2 separate regions of the Homo sapiens genome follow, and region 1 is linked to region 2. A link is an interaction called in ENCODE POLR2A ChIA-PET data of the cell type or tissue named here. Cell type or tissue: HepG2. All regions are shown on one strand. Each heading gives the region's core, and the rest is flanking DNA. Links, peaks and the distances in the headings are about the cores only.

Region 1 (4,376 bases), core at 157-4,156, 60 kb before region 2:
TCAAACTGACGTAGGAGCCTTGCTGTCAGGGAGCAAGCTTTGGAAAAAGCTCAGCTGGTGCCAAAAGCTATTTCTTGTGCATCTCTCCTTCCTGATTCCCCACCCCCACCATACACACACACACATCCTCCCCTGCTCCAGCTTCTCTAAGCATCTCTTGTTCTGACCCCTTTCCTTCTAGTGTCATACAAAGTCCAGGCTAGAGCGCACCTGTGATCCTATGCTTTTCCTGTGGCCCACTGAGGGCAAAGCTGGCTAGAGGTCAGATCCACAGAGCTAGTTGAGACTTGAACTCAGAGCCTCTGACTCACATAAGCCCTTGACTGGCTTGTGGAGCCCAGTCTCGCCTCCCGAGATCGGCAATGCACTTGGAGGGTGGGGAGGCCGCCTGGATTTTCCTGCCTTTCTCCCTTGGGCATCTAGCTTGGGCTCTGCACTTAACAAGTGCCAAATCAATGCCAGCTGAATCACAGATCTCCATGATAACCTGCATGCCAAAACATCACCCTGGCCCCTTCTGAGAGTGGGAGGGCAGGCTGGGCTCTGTGTCCTCACAATGTGACCTTGGGCAAGTCACTTACCTACACAGACCTGGGACCTCAGCTGATAAAAGTCAATAATGATCCTTAAGAACACCTATGTCTGCGGCTCAGCCTTCTTCCTTTTTTAAAACCATTGCTGCCACCTCCAAGCATAGAAATCTCAATACTGCCCTTCTAATGTTATTTGAAATTCAAAATAGGTTAAATAACAAGATAAGAACAAAGAAGCCAATAGGACAAAGCTTGCTTTGTTTTCTGACTACATTCTCTTCCCTTCCCACCATCTGATCCTCCCCCAACCCTAACTCCTCCCCCTCGTGGGGGGGAACTTCTGAATCATCTTCTTCCCTCCCTGGCACCCCCGGCACCGAGAAGTCCTCGTGGAATGTTTGCTGAAGTTCTGAAGCGATCCACAGTTGGCCAACCATTACATGATGTCATCTGATTCTCCAACAACCCTGCAAAGCCGCAGCGTGGCCTATTTGACAGGCAGCACTGAGGTTCGGAGGGAAGGGAGACCTGTCCAAGGTTAAGTGACAGGTTCATGGCAGGGCCAAGTTTCCCTGCTCAGCAGGGATTAAGGATGCATCTCTGGGGGAAGGAATGGGAGCGGGAAGGGTGTTCCTCTGTACAATGTCCTGTAGAAGGGTCTGCCATGTGGCCTTACCCACTTGCTCCCACCCCAGCTCCCTGACTTTTTTTTTTTTCTTTTTTGAGGCAGGGTCTCACTCTGTCACCCAGGCTGAGTGCAGTGGCTCCATCACAGCTAACTGCAGCCTCGAACTCCCAGGCTCAAGCGATCCTCCCACCTCAGCCTCCTGAGTAGCTGGGACTACAGGCACATACCACCATGCTCAGCTAAGTTTTTCCACTTTTTGTAAGGACAGGGTCTCACTCCATTGCCCAGGTTGGTCTCAAATTCCTGAACTCAAGCCATCCTGCTGCCTCAGCCTCCCAAAGTGCTGGGATTACAAGTGTGAACCACCACACCTGGCCTCCCTGACTTCTTGAGGCAGCACCTCATCTCCCAGCAAAAGGGGCTCCTCCCCCCTGAACCCCCATGGTCACTTTTGACTTGGGGGACCAGCTTCCTCCCCAATCTTGCGATGATCCCATCTTTCAAATGTTTCTGGGCACCCCCCCAATAGTACCCACCCCTCACACTACCCTGCCTACTGCGGTCGAGAGACTCTGCAGCGCTGTGGAGCTGAGGGCAGGGTATTGGGACCCGGTCTTCCCATGTGGAAAACGGAACAGCACACCAGGCAGTTCCCCTCCCAGGGGAGTTGCAAGGGTAGAAAATGTAATGAAACCCTCAGATACTGGAGCAGGGCAGCCATGGGTTCAAATCTGACACCTTTACACTAACATCTCTCATTCCAGGGACCCCGGTGGCAGCCACGTGGCACTTGCTGCCAACCACAGGGCACTGCTGGCCATCAGGTGTGCCTCACCTGGCACTGGAGTAAGCAGGGCTCCAAGTGTCCTGGTGCCAGGCTCACCTCCCCTCACCTGCTCAGGAACACCGCCCGTTAGTGTTCAGAACACCCCTTTCACAGATGGAAAAAACGAAGCTCAGAAAGGAGACATTTACCCTCAGTCACAGACCAACATTGCTGGTAAATGCCCCAGGGTGGGGGTGAAGACGATGGGGAATGGGGAAGACGATTTGGAGGGCTTGGATGCCCAGTGCTGAGCCCGGTGTGGGGTGCAGGTGCAGGCCTGGGAAGACAGGAGACCCAGCTCTGCAGATTCACTGCCTGTGACCTGGGCAAGGAGGTCACCACACAGCCTCAGTGTCCTTGGAGTCCTTATATTTACCCTATAGAGGATAGTCAGGGCCTGGGCACATGGCCTGAGCTCACTCAATGGTGGGAATGACGCAAGAACAAGTTTTGGAGCCGGGATCGGGCCAACAGGGGTCGCTGTGGAGGCACATGTGGTCGCGGGGAGGCCAAGGGCGGGTCTGAAGGAGAGCGGGGGCGGCTGCACCCTGGCATTCACCTGGGGGTCACCCGCAGGCCGCAGTGCTGGCCAGGGGCCCACGTCTCATCCTGGAGGCCACTGCTCGGGTGCACACAGCCCACTTCCTGCGGGCATCCAGCTGGGTGACGCCCCCCCCCACCGCTGGACAGCGGGTCCCTGTCATGGTTACGGCAGCTCCCCCAAACCTGCTCTGGTCCCTGGAATAAGGGGTTAAACCGGTCGGCTGACTTCTCCTGCTCCTCAAAGTCCAGACGCTTCAAGGTGGAGAGACGGGGAAACTGAGGCCAGAACGGGGTAGCTAGTTGTTCGCAGTCGCGCTAGGGGACCCGGTCCTCCGTATTCCAAGGGGGGCACCGTGGGCCATTAGGGAGCGACGGGGAAAGTGGAAAGGAGACGCGCTTCGTGCCCACCGCCCCGAGTTAGAGCCGAACCAGCCCGGGACCGAGCGAGACGGAGCGGCTGCGGGCCGCGTCTCGGGTCCCCGCGCCACGTTTAGTGCCGCTGCGGCCTCCCGGCCAGTCCCCCCTACTCTCTAAGCCTCAGTTTCCCGGTCTAGGAAAAGGGCTTCGAATGTTGCGGGTCTGGCACTGCTGGGGCAAAGGCAGAACAATCTGGAGGGCGGCCGGGATTGGAAGTCCGGGAAAGACTTCGGCCATCCAACATTCCCTGGGGGGACGGGGCTCAGGACGCGGAGGGTCGCTCCGCGGGGGAAGGGGACGACCGGCTGTCTTGGCCGGAGGGGAACCGGACGGGATGACCTCATCCGCGGCTCCAGCCTGGAATGCGGCGGTCGGGGAGGGGGGCAGGGTGCCTGTCCATCTCCCCGGGCCCCCCACCCCCCACTTCCCGCTCTCCGCGTGGGCCTCGGCGGAGGGGAGACATTCCGCCGCGTCGCCCGCTGCCCGCCCCGGCCCTTCCTTCCCCCGCGCAGGAAGGCGCGGAGACAGCCCCCGCTCTGCCCCTCGGCTCGCCCCCTCCTCGCGCATTTTGGCCGCTCAGCCGTGTCCGATCCTCTGCCCCCTCCACCAGCCTGGAACGGGACACGAAGCCCGAAAGCTCGGAGTTTCCTCGCGCGGCTCCGCGGCCGCGCCCGGCCTTCCTGTGGGCACCCGGGGGCGCCTCTCCCGGGCGGGTCCCGTCCCCGTTCCGGCCCCGGGAGCCTAGTAGGGTGCAGAGTCCCCGCGGGCGCCGGGACCCGCCGGCCTCCACGGCCTCCGCCCCGAGGACCCGCGCGCCCGGGCTGTTACCTGGCTCCGCGAGCCCCGGGGGCGCGGGACGAGGGCGGACTCGTCGTCTGCAGCGGCGGCGGCCGCGCGTCCCGGCTGGCAGCCCGGGAGAGTCGCTGGGCCGGTCTGCGCCGCCCTGGCCGCGGGCTCCGCGGGCTGGATCCGGGGGCGGGGGCGGGGTGTGGGCGCTCCCGCCTCCCGCCCGTCTCCTCCCGCCCGCGGGCGGGGCCCGGCCCCCTCCCCGGCCCCCTCCCCGGCACCGTCCTCGCGGCCGCCGAGAGCTGGCAGGGACGCGGCTGGGGGGCCAGGCCAGGCCTCTGCTCGCCACCCCGGACAAGGCCAGCCGGGGAACGTGCGGGCTGCCCCGGGGAGGCGACTCCGGTCCCCGGCCGCCAACCCCTCTTCCACCGGTTCCCCTCGTGGCCTTGCTTGGGGCGTCCAGGCCTGATGAACTCTCCTCCCTCCTGGGCCCTCCAGCCGCGCCCTGCGGGAGTTCGGGGAACCGGGAAGCTCGATCTGAGGCCTTGAATGCCTGGGCCTTTAAACCTTGATGTTTACAGGCATGACATGCCCACTCCTTTGCTCCCCATTCTCATTCCCTTCCATCCGGTACAGGCCCCGC
Region 2 (4,376 bases), core at 172-4,171:
TTGCAGAGCCCGCTCTTCTGCTCTGGGCCCTACTTCTCATTTGTGGAATGGGCACAAACCAGGTGTGCTGAGGACTGGGATGGTGCTGGGCAGTGGGGGTGACCCAGGCCCTGTCATGGCATTGCAGGAGGAAGCCACAGACAGTGAAAAGGAGATCAATCGGCTCTCCATCCTGCCCTTCCCCCCCAGTGCCGGCTCCATCCTCCGCCGGCAGCGTGAGGAAGACCCCGCACCCCCTAAGAGGTGAGATGGCTGGGGATAGCAGTAGACACCCAGGGAGGTGGGGCTGCCGTTTCCCGAACAGCCACCTCCCAGAATCTGCAATGCCAAAGTCAGGTCCAGGCAGTCACTTCCCTTTATTGCCCTCAGATGGCTGGAGCTCTGGAAACCCAGGTCCTGTGAGTCACAGGGGCGACCAAGGTCAGGCTTAAGATAAGGCCGATGGGCAGAGCGAACTCAGTCCTAGCCAAGCATCCTGGCAGGAGGGTCACTGGGGGTCAAGCCTTGAAGATCCTATACCCAAGGAGAAGCTTGATGGTTCAGGACTAGGGGGCGTGGAGAATGTTTCAAGGTATCAGGGACCTCCGGCAAGAAAGCCAGGCCCCAGGTTTGGGCATCAGCAGCAAATAGGGACCAGAAAAACCAAGGCGCACCCTCTGGTGGCAAGACCAAGGGCGGGAGATAGCCTGCCTCCTGGGGCGCGATCCTTGTCACTGCTTTTCCCCTGTAAGCAGCCCTTGATTTATTCCTTTACTGGTGAGAGGCTGGGCCCTGGGAGGCTGTGGTCAGTATGGCCTTGATCTGCGTAAATCTGTCCCAAGGAGGTGTCTGATGAGGAGGTCATGGTTTAATTTAGGAGGCGTACCTGGGAGTCACAAACCACAAAGGTGGCAAGTGAGGGTGAGGTGAGGGGTGAGAGATCAGGGGTGGCTTCCAGGAGGAGGTGGCATTGAAAGAGCTGGCTTTGAAGGGCATGCCAGGGCATTGTAGGTGGAACAACATTGGACAGAGGCCAGGACATTAACTTCTTACCCTGGGAGTTTAGGGGAGCCAGGTGGCATGGGTGCCCTGTACCTGGGACCCTGCCTTGAGTCTAGCCTGCATTTGCTTGGGGGCTGTGAGACATTTATCTGGTGTGGGGGCAGGAGGAGGGAGCGGGGCAGAGTGCCCACTGTGCCTCACCTCCTGCCCCCTCCCTGCCCTCTCTCTGCCCAGATCCTTCAGCAGCATGTCAGACATCACAGGTAACAGCCCTTGAGTTCCGTGGGGAGGGCTCCTCTGGTCGGGGGAGGTGGCTTTGCAGCCCACCTGAAGCCTGCACCACCTGCGCTACCTTTGGCCTGCATCCCCTTCCCTGAAGCCCCGCCGTGGCCCCTGCCAGGCAGGAAGGTTGTGCTTGGGAGGACCCTGGGGACTTTGGTTCCAGCCTCTCACCCCGAGCCCAGTCCTGGGCCTCACTCCTGTTCCCGGCTGTGATGTACGAGGCTCTTCAGTTCTGGGCCACCTTTCACCCTCTTCTGGGAAACTGCGGGGTCAGCCTGGTGGGCCCTGACCTATCTCTGAGCCCAGTGGGTCTGATGTGCTCCTGGGGCCTCAAACCTGCCAAGGCCTCTCTGGGCTGGAGGGGGGTCAGTCCCTGTCATGGACCCTGGCCATCCCTGTTTCCCAGTGCCAGATCCCTGAACCTCATTCTTTTTCCCCAGGGAGTGTGACACTTAAGCCCTGGTCCCCTGGCCTCTCTTCGTCCTCATCCTCTGACAGCGTGTGGCCTTTGGGAAAGCCGGAAGGCCTCCTGGCTCGGGGCTGTGGCCTGGACTTCCTCAACAGGTACTGTAGCTGCCTGCAGTGGGTGGAGCTGGGGTGATTGCTTGAGAGGGGAACAGGAGTGAGGTGGGAGGAGCAATTGCCTCGCCCCTGTTTTATGCAACTATTGGAAGATTAAGATCTGTAGACACTGGCAGCCCTTGGATTCCAATCCTGCTGCCGCTCTTGATCGTCCCTGTGACTTGGGCTGGTCCCTTCACTTCTCTGGGCCTCCATTTCCTCAGTAGCTAAAGGGAGATGATGACCCTTTTTGCATGGAGGTCTTTTGAGGGCTCTGCTCGCAGAAGCAAAGCACCCAGCTCTGCCAGGCATGTAGCAGGTGCTTAGTAATAGTTGTCACTTACAAGCTGTCCTCGTCCCAATGTCCTGCCTGTCAGTCCCTTGGCTCTGAGTCCCTGGGACTGAGCCACCCAGCAAAGTTTCATGCTGTGGGTGGGCTTGGGTCACCTCAGGAGCCCCTGTGACCGGGCCAGCCACAGGTCCATAACAGGAGTCACAAAGCCCATTAGTGCAGAGTGCACTGTAGGCGACGTGCTGTTAGTGTGGCCGGTGCGTGGCCGCTGTTCACACCTGCCAGTGTATCTAAGGGAGGGGTGGGGCAGAGCGGGGGCTGCACGGCCATTGTGGTCTTGGAACTCAGCTGTGAGGAGAGGGCAGGTAGGGAGAGCATCCGGTGACTGTGGAGGAGGAGCGAGGGGGAAGGGCGAAAGTCAAGGCTTCCTGAGTCAGGCTGGGAAAGTGTGGACTTTGGCTTGTACACTCTGGGAAATGTGGGAGGGTTTAGTTATTAACTGCAAGGCCAGCTGCTGGCTGTTTTACAACATGCTCTTTGTCCAGGGAGTAGGCATAATGACGATTATCTCTGCTCCATAGAGGAGGTAACTGGGGCTCAGAGAGGTTAAGCAACTTGCCCAGGGTCCCACAGTTGGGAAGTACCAGGTCTGGGTTCATAGTGACCTGATCAGATTTGGGTTTTGGAAAGGGCATAGGAAACATGGACTGTCAGCGCTGGAATGTGGAGGTGTTGGGTGCAGAGGGATGGGTCACGCAGCAGATGGGTACAGCATAGGACCAGGGCCTCTGGCCTCCGGAGCGGCTTGGTCAGCCAGTGTCCAGGCCCTGCCCCCACCTGGCCCCCGGCAGTGGGCTCAGCGAGACATTGTTTTTGCCTGTGCAGGACGTGCTTCTCGGGGAAGGGGTGGAGGCGCCTCCCTTCCTGCTCGCCTCGGCCCTTCCTCCCTTCCTCCAGTTTGGGCTGCAGCAGGGGTCCTGGCTGTTGTCCAGGGGGCGCCAGGATGCAGCCAGGGAGCAGGAGCCTCCGTCCCAGCCCCGCCCAGGCCCCACGATCACATGGGGCCACTTCTGCTGCCCATGCTGTTCCTGGGGAGGAGAGAGGTTCCTGGGGAAGAACACAGGCTGGGGAAGGTGCAGAGGTGGTGGACAGAGAGAGAGAGAGAAAGAGAGAGAGAGAGGCAGACAGGCGGAGAGGAGAGGGAGAGGGAGATGAGGGCCCGGACAGGTCCCAGGTCGGGGCAACTTGTGTGTCTCCTGGGATTGTGTTATGGCGAGGTGGGAAGAGCTGGCTTTGGTGTCAGCACTTGCTACTGTGGGACCTTGGGCATGTCTCTGAATTTCCCAGTGCCTCAGTTTCCTGCTCTGTAAAATGGGCTCACATAGTGCCTGTCCCTTAGGGTCACTATGGGGGTTTGAGTATCCCTTCTAGAATGCTTAGCACACTCACGGTGGATGTCAGCATATGCTCGCGGTTAGTTATGATTATTGTCGCCATTGTTGTTTAATCCTCAGAGCAGCTCTGCAAGGCTGGAATTTTAACCTCGTTACACAGACCAGGACACTGAAGTACAGAGACAGTTAGAAATTGGTCCCAAGTCACAGGCCCCTCGGAGCTGGTTGGAGATTCCGATGTGCCTCCCCACTGTCTCAGCTGTTGGAGATCTCACATCCGTATTGTGTGCCCACTTTGTACTGGGCACCATGTTGGGCATTTTCTCTCCTCTTTCCCATTTCCTGCCCATCTCTTGCCCTCAGCCTCTCTGCCCTGCCCTTCTCAGCTCCTGGAGCCTGGGTGCCGGGAGGGGATGGTGGATAGTGGGGGGCTGGGGCAGACCGGGGGTTGGGCTGACAGATAGTCAGGTGGGGGACAGCAAGGGAGAACTCATGGGGCAAGTGAGGTGCTGGGTGAGAGAGGCAGAGCATGGAGAGCACTGGAGGGTTTCGGGGTGCCGTCTCCCCAGCATAGCCTCACCACTGCCCAGCTCGCTCACGTGGCCCCAGGGGATCTCTGGCACCTTCTGTCCTTGCAAAGAGAGGGTTCCCATAAGTCATTGCCTGGCTCCACGGCCCACTAGCTGTGCCCATTCTTGGCAAGTTAACTTTCCTGTGCCTCAGTTTCCCTTATCTCAACCATCGGGTTGTCAGGAGGATTGACTGAGGTGATCTGTGTGGCATGCTTCAGTCTCAGCATCAGGTCCCTGACCTGGTACCAAGCAGGCACGCAGACTACTCAGATATCTTCCCACGGGGCCCTGGGG

Evidence for each region. Peaks named below come from ENCODE experiments on the same cell type or tissue, not always from the same donor. Only the 100,000 strongest peaks of a DNase experiment are listed, where the experiment ranks them.
Region 1: POLR2A ChIA-PET joins it to region 2 with 14 read pairs; 10 of 35 experiments call an interaction of 5 or more read pairs at or near these places.

What each region holds. Positions count from the first base shown.
Region 1 is chr22:37,559,988-37,564,363 of GRCh38, reverse strand. CDC42EP1 (CDC42 effector protein 1) reads right to left here and starts at 3,884. Exons shown (of 3, transcript NM_152243.3): 1 at 3,776-3,884. RefSeq lists enhancers at 1-398, 399-899, 1,427-2,033, 2,336-2,565, 2,034-2,641 and 1 more. In HepG2, for the core only: a CTCF peak has its summit at 2,459 (motif pointing right); DNase peaks (open chromatin) are centred at 533, 923 and 2,443; H3K4me3 peaks cover 3,297 bases.
Region 2 is chr22:37,500,053-37,504,428 of GRCh38, reverse strand. CARD10 (caspase recruitment domain family member 10) reads left to right here. Exons shown (of 20, transcript NM_014550.4): 9 at 128-243; 10 at 1,216-1,244; 11 at 1,704-1,827. Among named protein-coding and RNA genes, the nearest start is that of MFNG, 16 kb to the right of the region's middle. RefSeq lists enhancers at 1,170-1,767, 1,768-2,367. In HepG2, for the core only: no CTCF peak of the experiment used is centred there; DNase peaks (open chromatin) are centred at 388, 1,868 and 2,578.